2 separate regions of the Homo sapiens genome follow, and region 2 is linked to region 1. A link is a contact called in ENCODE Hi-C or POLR2A ChIA-PET data. All regions are on one chromosome and are shown on one strand. The core of a region is the stretch at or near the end of the contact, and the rest is flanking DNA. Distances in the headings are between cores, read along the strand shown.

Region 1 (5,239 bases), core at 1,502-4,001:
GTTTCTTTTTACTTTCTTAATACCACTACTAGAAAATTTTAAATTACTTATATGGCTTGCATTGTATTTCTATTGAAGACTGCTGCTACAGACCTACAGCCTTAATTCTAACAGCAAGCAAGGACTATCACTTGGCATTTCCCAATTACAGTTGTCATTTAAAAGCCAAAAGAGGCTGGGTGTGGTGGCTCATGCCTGTAATACCAGTGTTTTGGGAGGCTGAGGTGGGAGGATTGCATGAGGCCAGGAATTTGAGACCAGCCTGGGCAACATAGCAAAACTCCGCCTTCACAAATAAATAAATATATTTAAATGTAAAAAGCAAGAAAAAAAGTATTTTAAAGGCGTGGTGGCTCACGCCTGTAATCCCAGCACTTTGAGAGGTGGAGGTCGGAGGATCACCTGAGGTCAAGACCACCCTGGCCAACATGGCGAAACTCCGTCTCTACTAAAAATACAAAAATTAGCTGGACATAGTAGCAGGAGCCTGTAATCCCAGCTACTCGGGAGGCTGAAGCAGGAGAAACTGCTTGAACCCGAAAAGCGGAGGTTGCAGTGAACCGAGATGGCACCAGCCTAGGCGACAGAGTAGACTCCATCTCAAAATTACTTCAAAAAGGCAAAAACAGCATAGGATAGAAAACCACACTTCTTAAGAAAAAAGATGGGAAATACTGCACACTAATCAAGTTTTTCTAATAAAGTATGTCTAAATCCTGATCATAAAGTTCATCTTTAAGGTGAAATCAACATTCTCAGCACCTGGGACCTCAGAAAAAAAATAAGATGTACAAAAATCTCTTATTATTCAAGTACCTTCAATTACAAACAAGTGAACCATCAACACTGTAAAAAGGGAATATTATAATGTAATTCTCTTTCCCAAAACCAAGAGAAAATAATAACACTCAAAAGCAAAATAAAAAATGACATCAGTTTTTCTAGGACTCAGTAGGCTAACTTTGGTCCACAAACATTATGAAATAAGACAGTGCATTTTAAAATAACTGTTTTGTTTTTAACCACAATGTGTTTATTTTTCTTTTTCTCTTTTTCTTTCTTTCTTTTTTTTTAAGGAGACAGAGTCTATGTTGCCCAGTCTGGCTTCGAACTCCCGGCAGCAAGTGATCCTCCCACCTTGGCCTCCCAAAGTGCTGGGATTACAGGCATGAACTACCATACCCAGCCACCACAGTGTTTTTTTTAAAAAGTCAGAAATTCAACGACACATTTCTATGAGTGAACCATGAAGACATAATTCTATTTTATCTGATTTAAAAATATTTAGGACTCCAGGTCCTGGAGGGGGAAAAAAGTGTATTTCTGAATCTATGAAAATGTTTTTTAAGGGGAGAGGGGGAGGCAGCTCAGTAATGGAGAGAGGTTCAGAGGATGCAAAGTCACCTCTAGAAAATTGTCAGTGAGAAAACTGTACGAAAAAAGAATTTAAGCAAATTAAGACCAATGAGTGAGTCCCCACAGTTTGCACAACAGTTGATGAGATATTTTCTATGATGTCCTAACAAATTTATAATACACAAAAGGTCATATTTAGTTGTCAATTCTTTATCCGCTTGAGCTTCATCAGATGAGTATAATCTTCAGACTATTTGCTGGGTGATACATTCCTTAGGAACCTTTTCCTCGTGCATTTAAATGCCAAACTCAATTACACTCTCAGTAGAGTAAGCAGAAAGGATTGTACGTATTCTAAGACACGGAGTTGATTGGCTGCCGTTTCTTGCCTTGGTGGTAAGGATAATGGGTAAAAGCTCTAAGTTTGATCCTGAAACACGGAAAACACTCTCAAAGAACCGTGTCTTCTAACATTGCCCAATAGGTAAAAAAAAAAAGACTGCCAAAATTTCCATTACAGCATCCTATTTTTAGTCTTCAAAATTGGGTCTTTTAAATCGCATTCCACAGTACGATGTGTTTGACTAAGTTTACATAAGGAATACAGTAAGCATCCTAAAGTCTTAATCTTTTTAAGCTTAGAAAGGAATTGTAAGCTTTTACATCTTCATTTTTAATCTTAACTTTAAGTCTTTTAAACACACAAACTGAAAAAATTAAGGAAAATATTGGCCCAGAGAGAGGAATGGAAGGGAGACACCACGCGGTTCTTGACAACCAAAGTGGTAGTGATGGGGGGGACCAGGTGTGGGGGGGAAATGAAAACCATCCACGAGGGTGGGGAGAGCGGGCTGTGGGCCACACAACAGAAAGGAACGGAGACCGTGGAAGCCGCAGGCTCCTCCAGGAGCCGGGTGAGGAACGACTTCTGGCGCTAGTCCCCTAGGGAGGGAGAAATTGGCGCGACGCGCAGCAATAGGAGACCCACAGTAGCTGAGAAAGGAGAGGAAAACAGGCGACCTGAGAGGCGGAGGAGGTAAGGGGACCGGGCTACACCTCACCCGGAGGGCAGAGGCTGCGCGGCTGGAGGAGGACAGCGCAGGGGGAGGAGCGAGAGGCTTCCGAAAGGCTTTCCATCCCGGCCGCGAGCCGGCGGGTCCCCTGCATCCCGCTCCTCCTCTCCTCACCTGGGAATCGGAGGCGCAAGGAGGGCTACCGCTGGGCGCCGGGTCTGTTTCCAGCCCCACTCGGCGACATGGCGGCCGACGTGCTGTCACGGAGCTTGCTCGGGTCTCCCCTGGCTCCGGTGGAGGAGACACCTCTCGCCTTTCCGCCCCGCCTCCCTCTGCGCACCCCTCGCGGCTGGCCGGCTGGAGGCTGGCGGCCCGCGACCGCGGAGCATAGAGCACTGGCGGCTAGAGAGGAAGCGCAGAGCGCGGACAACCATAGAGTACGAGTCCGGACACCAGCCGGATGGTCGGTCGCTCTCCTCAACGGTCCACTCACAATCCTCGGGCGGCTGAGCCGAGGCGGAAGCGGAAGTGAGGGAGAAAAGCAGGAAGGCTCCGCTGTTCGCATGCGCAGGCTCTAGTGTTTACTTCCGCTTGACCTGGCCCGGACGCCAGAAAATGTTCCACGTGGGATACCCTGCGTGGGGTTCACTGTAGTAGCTGCACTAGGTGATTCTTGGAGCGGGCCTGAGAGACAAGGACATGTGGATCCCAGTGGTCGGGCTTCCTCGGCGGCTGAGGCTCTCCGCCTTGGCGGGCGCTGGTCGCTTTTGCATTTTAGGGTCTGAAGCGGCGACGCGAAAGCATTTGCCGGCGAGGAACCACTGTGGGCTCTCTGACTCCTCTCCGCAGCTGTGGCCCGAACCGGATTTCAGGAATCCGCCAAGGAAGGCGTCTAAGGCCAGCTTAGACTTTAAGCGTTACGTAACCGATCGGAGATTGGCTGAGACCCTGGCGCAAATCTATTTGGGAAAACCAAGTAGACCTCCACACCTACTGCTGGAGTGCAATCCAGGTGAGTCCAGCTGAATTGCATTTTCTTGGATGTTCATCATTTATTCAAACGTATTGACCCTCCTCGGGGTGCTATTTTAGATACTGGGGGGTCTTTTTTGTTGTTCTTTTGCTTTGAGACGGAGTCTCGCTGTGTTGCCAGGCTGGAGTGCAGTGGGGCGATCTCGGCTCCCTGCAACCTCCGCGTACCGGGTTCAGGCGATTCTCCTGCCTCAGCCTCCCGAGTAGCAAGAACTACAGGCGCGCGCCACCACGCCCAGCTAATTTTCTTATTTTTACTAGAGACGGGATTTCGCCGTGTTGGCCAGGATGGTCTCGATCTCTTGACCTCGTGATCCTCCCCCCTAGGTCTCCCAAAATGCTGGGATTAGAGGCGTGAGCCACTGCGCCCGTCCAGATACGGGTCTTTGTTTGAAGCTCCTTAGTTGGAGAGATTGCCCACTACATAAGCGTAGAGTCTGTATCGTTAATGACACCACAAAGTATTTCTGTAGCAGCTTGCACTTTACACAATATTTTGATAAAACATGCTCTTAGATCTTATCTCCCCAAAAGAGTTGCAAGCCTCTGCCAGCTGAAAAAATGATGTTATCTTATTCTTCCGTGCATTCCCTATAGACCATAGCAGGATGCTAAGAACACAAGATTTATAGGCTTTTTGAATGATAGTTTTTTAAAGCACCATTTCATATCACAGGGAGTCAGTTCTGTTTAGGCTTGACAATCTCTTTGATGGTTAAAGCATCCGTGTAGTCCGTGAGGAAGTGATAGGCTAGAGGCAATCTATTTTGCTGTGACTTTTTTCTTCTAAGAGGTAGTGAATCATGGTGATGAAGAGTGCAAGTTTTGACCTGGTGCGGTGGCTCACGCCTGTAATCCAGCACTTTCAGAGGCCGAGGCGAGTGGTTCCCTTGAGGTCAGGAGTTCCAGACCAGCCTGGCCAACATGGTGAAACTCCGTCTCTGCTTAAAATACAAAAATTAGCCGGGCGTGGTGGCGGGCGCCTGTAATCCCAGCTACTCGGGAGGCTGAGGCAGGAGAATCGCTTGAACCCAAGAGGCAGAGGTTGCAGTGAGCCGAGATTGCCCCACTGCACTCCAGCCTGGGTGACAGAGTGAGACTTCGTCTCAAAAAAAAAAAAAAAAGAGTGCAGGTTTTGCAGTCGCTGACAATGATTTCAAAGCCAAGCTGCATCACTTTTGACGCTGGAGTCAAATAAGTATATATAATCTCCTGTTTCCTTATATGTAAAAAGGAGAGTGACATCTACTTTGCGGATGCTGTCAGATTTAAAAACCAGGTAATAACGTGTGAAACATCTAATGAAAGTTTGGTATTGAAAGAGATTATGTTTCTTGTACAAATAAACTTTTCGTTCTGTTAATGTGCCAGGTCCTGGAATCCTGACTCAGGCATTACTTGAAGCTGGTGCCAAAGTGGTTGCGCTCGAAAGTGACAAAACTTTTATTCCACATTTGGAGGTATATTTTTAGTTTCTCAACGTATGTTATTGTTTGTTCAACTATCTGTGAGTGGTTTAAGGAAATGGAATTAAGCACACAGTGTTTTACATAGAATATCTTTTAGGGAGCCATCTCTGAAATATCTTGTTTATTCCCAAAGACTAGAACACAGTTAATATTCAGTGCTGTTGAATGGCTGAAACATGAGGAGTTCTAAGACTTGTTTGCTAGTTCTAGGTCGGCTACAGCCTAGTTGGGTGACTTTGAACAAAGCGTATAACTGGCATCCCTAGGCTTGTTTCCCCATTTCTACTAAGCTGCGCTGTGCTCCTTTCTTCTGTGAGCTTGGAATCTAATTGGAATAAGTGCTAATATTAGGTTAATGGATCTGTGTAA
Region 2 (5,239 bases), core at 1,116-3,615, 2.2 Mb after region 1:
ATTTATTCTGACCAACCTCTGTCAAAACCAAACCAAACCAAAACGAAACACTGGCATTTTTTTTTCTTTTTTTTTTTTTGTGATGGAGTCTCTGTTGCCCAGGCTGGAGTACAGTGCCACAATCTCGGCTCACTGCAAGCTCTGCCTCCCGGATTCAAGCGATTCCCCTGCCTCAGCCTCCTGAGTAGCTGGGACTACAGGCGCGTGCCACCACGCCCGGCTAAGTTTCTGTATATTAGTAGAGACGGGGTTTCACCACGGCCAGGATGGTCTCGATCTCCTGACCTCATGATCCTCCCGCCTCGGCCTCCCAAAGTGCTGGGATTACAGGCGTGAGCCACCACACCCAGCCAACACTGGCATTATCTACAGTAGGTTGTCCTGGAAACAGGGACACTTCTCACTTATATACAGTTTGCAGGTTAGAATGTAAAATATTTCCATAAGATTCCAGAAGGCACTCAGGAGAGACCAGGGGCCAGGCTGGGTTCCTGCTGGGAGCTTAACCTACATGGAACAGGCATAAAATAATGTAATGACAGAGTCTTGGTGACAGCATTTTGTTGAAAGCAGATAAGCTAGGGAAAACTTAAATAAATATATGAGGACAGAAGCAACAAACTGGAACCACACTAAGAGAAAGGATAAATTGGTTTGATTTGTTGAGTGAGCACCACACGTTTTTTTAGCTATTAGACACACACCATCTAGAATCTCCACCACCACCATGGAAGGAGATTCTCTTTTGAAAATGAAGTATTTCTATTTGAAATGAAGGCTAAGAGAAGAAGCTACGGAACTTGCCTAACAGTCACACAACGAGGCCGTAATGAATCTATGATTTGAATCCAGCTATTTGACGTCAAAGGCGTTTTAAGAGTAATAACCAGTATTCTTCACTGAGGAAAAAAAATGAACAAAAAATCCCCATGTTCTTTACGTAAGACATACCTGGCAATATAACAGAAAGTACAAAGAAGAAAGTTTCACTCGCGTTCGTGTGAAGAGACAACCAAACAGGCTTTGTGTGAGCGATAAAGCTTTTTAATCAGCTGGGTGCAGGCCGTCTGAGTCCGAAAAGAGAGTCAGCAAAGGGGAGATAGGGGTGAGGCCGTTTTATAAGATTTGGGTAGGTAAAGGAAAATTACAGTCAAAGGGGGGTTGTTCTCTGGCGGGCAGGAGTGGGGGTGACAAGGTGCTCCGTGGGGGAGCTTTTTGAGCCAGGATGAGCCAGGAGGAGGAATTTCACAAGGTAATGTCATCGGTTAAGGCAAGGACCGGCCATTTTCACTTCTTTTGTAGTGGAATGTCATCAGTTAAGGCAGGAACAGGCCATTTAAATTTCACTTCCTCTGTGATTCTTCAGTTACTTCAGGCCATCTGGATATATACGTGCAGGTCACACCAGCAGGCTATCAGTAAAGTCCTCCTTACCGGTGGGAGGTGGAGTAGGGCTAGCCCCTGGCATTCTGTAGGGAAGCAAGTGTTAAAACTTTCACTTAAGCCGGGCGTGGTGGCTCACGCCTGTAATCCCAGCACTTTGGGAGGTCAAGGCGGGCGGATCACCTGAGGTCGGGAGTTCGAGACCAGCCCGGCCAACATGGTGAAACCCCCGTCTCTACTAAAAATACAGAATTAGCCGGGCGTGGTGGCGCATGCCTGTAATCCCAGCTACTCGGAAGGCTGAGGCAGGAGAATCGCTTGAATCCGGGAGGCAGAGCTTGCAGTGAGCCGAGATCGAGCCATTGCACTCCAGCCTGGGCAACAAGAGCAAAACTCCGTTTCAAAAAAAAAAAAAAAAAAGTTTCACTTACAGCACAAAAGGACAGAGTAGGAGGAGGAGGAAGCAACTGGCAGGTGCAGTTTCTCAGGCATTTGAGAGGTTGGAGAAGTCATTATGAGAGTAATGAAACTGGCTGGTTCCTGATGAGTACAATCTATGCTTTGCAGTAAGACGGTAAACATCATCATTAATTTAGGCAAAGTGTGAAAGCAGGGCTCCCCCTTTGCAGCATACAGAGGGGCTCTCATTTCCTGCAGCAGGGGGGCAGGAAAAGATGAGAATTAGACTAAGGATTTAAATATAAGGGTAGTGGGGCCCCCGAGAAGAACCTGGCAAATCTGCTCTGCCAACATCATGGCTGAGTTTGGAAAGGATTGGTGACCTCAGATTTGGTTGAGGACAAAGAGGTCAATGCACTTGACGGCTTGCAAACTCAGATTCCTCTCTGTCCGGGGTTATTATTCCTCCCTGGCTTGACGGCTTGAAGATAATGCAGGGGTCGTCTCACCACCGCTTCAGGATTTACCATTTCCTCTGCTGGCCGCCAGACGATAATTAGATGGAGCAGCAACATGACCCGCAGGGGAAGTGCCTGACCCACTAAGAGAGGAAAGAAATGATGAGTCAAAGAAAAATAATCTGAATTTCAGTCAGAAGGAAAGATTAGACAAATTCAAACATTCTACAGCATAACTGGCCTGGACTCTTTAAAAATGATAAAGTCAAAAAAGATACCAGAAGGCTGAGAAACTCTTCTAGATTAAAAGAGAACAAGAGATATGACAAAGAAAAGCAATCCGTCCTCTTGGGCTGGGTCCTGGCCCAGACTGGGAAGTCCCCTGCCGCAGAGCCCGATGCACTTTCTGGAGGCCCTCTTGAGGACCAAGGTCCTATTCCCCAGCTGAAAGCTTTGCCTGCTCCTAGATCATAGTTCACTTATGTGCCAAGAATTGGCATTACCCAAGATTACACACCCTTCCTGGGGTAGCCCATGTCCAAAGATTGATTAACACGGGGATACAAAAGTCCAGCCTTCTTGCTTGAATTTGGGACATCTCTGGAGTTCCATTCTAGTTTCAGAGCTTTCCGTGGCATTGGCTGACGCATCTGAAGTAAGTGACTCATAGTTCAGCTTCTCCCTTTGCCAAATCCTGTTTTCTTCACTCCCTTCCACGTGTTGCTACACAAGCACGCCCCGATAGACCACTTCCCAACAGACTGCTTCATGAAAATTTCCATCTCAGAGTGTGGAGCCCAGGAAACCCTGTCTAAGAGACCAACTCAAGGCCAAAGGACCTCCCCCTTCAAAAGAACTGCAACCCTGCCGTTTTCCATCTGTCTCCGGTCAAATGTTGCGATGTTTACACTGGAGCAGGTACACCATGTGCTTTGGGGGTAGGGGAGGGAATGAAGAAGATGGTGGCTAAAGAGCATTCCGTCAGCCATTCCATCCCATTATTCCATTAGACCCATGGTCACGTGCACCTGTAGTCCCAGCTACTCAGGAGGCCAAGTGGCAGGAGGATCGATTGAGGCCAGGAGTTCGAGACCAGACTAGGCAACATAGTGAGACCCTGTCTCAAAAACAATTTTTTGGCTGGACATGGTGGCTCACACCTGTAATCCCAGCACTTTGAGAGGCCAAGGCGGGTGGATCATGAGGTCAGGAGATCGAGACCATCCTGGCTAACACGGTGAAACCCCGTCTCTGCTAAAAATACAAAAAATTAGCCGGGCTTGGTGGTGGGCACCTGTAATCCCAGCTACTCCAGAGGCTGAGGCAGGAGAATGGCGTGAACCCGGAAGGCGGAGCTTGCAGTGAGCCAACATCATGCCACTGCACTCCAGCCTGGGCGACAGAGAGAGACTCCGTCTCAAAAAAAAACAAAACAAAAAACATTTTTTTTATTTACAAAAGCCACATTTTGCAGAACTATCTGACATAATATTCTCAATGACAATTTAAAAATGTCTCTTTATCAGACACACAATACATAGTGTTTAAGGAGAACCTGCCAGGTACTCATTCCTGTACTGGCCAGCTGGGAGTGAGGAAATTCTAGGAGACGTGGAGACGATCATAGGCCAAAAGTGCAGCTCTGCACCTTGGCTATAAAACAGGGCAATAAAACCTACCACATGAGGCTCATTCCCAACGGGATTACAAGCAGAATGTCTGTGACAGCACTTTGTTGTTTGCAAATGTTAGTTATAATTATATAGTACAGCCATAAACCTCAAAAAGCTATGTAGACTGGGAGGTCACACTCTGACTCATTGACATAAACTGTCCTTTGGGACAATTGCATATTGGATATTCTCCTCAGACCTTTTTTCACTTTCCCCTGGATTTTTTTATTGTAAATTGACCATTTATAATTGTATAATCAAATATTTTATTGAGAAAATTTCAAACTTACAGAAAAGTTGAAAGAATACAACAAGCGTTCATGTACCTTCAACCTAGTTTCACCAATTTTTAATATTTTCACATTATATAATTTTTTTCCGAACCATTTGAAAGTAGACATCATGACAGTTAATTCTAAATATTTCAGCATGCATTTCCTAAGAATAGGAACATTTTCTGTTAACCCCAGTGGGCTGTCTCATCTAAGAAAAGTAACACTAATTTTATAATACCATCACATATACAGTCCAAATTTGAATTTTTGTAAATGACCCACAAATGTTTTTCGAAATGTATCTTTTCTTCCTCTCTTATTTTCAGTGACCCATGATCGAATCACATTCTATTCGGTTATTATGTCTCTGGCCTCTTCTAATCTATTTCCCCTCATTCTTTTGTTTACTTTTCATGATAATAACTTGGTTTAAAGAGTGTGTGCCAGTTGTAGAATGTCTCACAGTCAATTTTTTTCTCATTTGCTCATGATAAGATTCTAAGGAAACACTGTTGGCATGAGTACCCCATGTGGGAATTTGTGGCATACTGTATACCTTTAAAGACCTTATCAAGGACTTAAATAGAGTTCTTTTGGTTTTAAGTTACAAAAATAATCACTATTAACTTGATAAAAAAATTAACTTCTTGGAAGGCAGTTTATTGGAGTGGACTATAGAATTGAAGGAAGGACGGGACTCACCATGCCTCAAGGAGGCAGTACCAGGTCAGGTCTTGGGATCCCAGAAGCAGGGGTTCATGGTCCCTTGGGCACTGCCATTGATATGACGCGGCTTCCATGACACCCTGTCTGTTGGGGTCAGGTCACATAGACACAGCCACTGGGGAAATAAGATCAGGCAGCCACCCCAGCTGCTTTCTATTTAAGAGATGAAGACATTTACCATTATATGAGGCTTATACGAAAAGGCTTTTACTTGCTTTCTTTATTTGATTTGCCCAACAGATCAAGAGACAGGAAAGTCTCTGAAGGATCCCCCAAGCAAAAGATTGTCTCCTAAGTCATAAGATCATTTTGTGCATCTCATTAG

Evidence for each region. A loop is a pair of places that touch in the nucleus more often than their neighbours do. ChIA-PET counts read pairs that join two places held with the same protein, here RNA polymerase II (POLR2A). Pooled maps may share reads with other maps.
Region 2: a pooled map shows a loop between it and region 1 (4-fold over the local background). The contact joins the enhancer-like site here to the promoter of CNST in region 1. A Hi-C loop is called at or near these places in 1 of 50 pooled maps. POLR2A ChIA-PET finds 5 or more read pairs at or near these places in 2 of 52 experiments (A673 and common myeloid progenitor, CD34-positive).

What each region holds. Positions count from the first base shown.
Region 1 is chr1:246,563,968-246,569,206 of GRCh38, reverse strand. CNST (consortin, connexin sorting protein) reads right to left here and starts at 2,751. Exons shown (of 11, transcript NM_152609.3): 1 at 2,544-2,751. It overlaps TFB2M (transcription factor B2, mitochondrial), which reads left to right and starts at 2,946. Exons shown (of 8, transcript NM_022366.3): 1 at 2,946-3,381; 2 at 4,773-4,861. The coding sequence starts at 3,069. RefSeq lists enhancers at 2,147-2,646, 2,687-2,746, 2,977-3,256.
Region 2 is chr1:244,346,882-244,352,120 of GRCh38, reverse strand. No RefSeq gene overlaps it. Among named protein-coding and RNA genes, the nearest start is that of SPMIP3, 3.1 kb to the left of the region's middle. RefSeq lists an enhancer at 1,477-1,536. Within about 2 kb of position 2,365, at least 5 of the 41 ENCODE cell types and tissues checked have a DNase peak (open chromatin) inside an H3K27ac peak, as active enhancers do.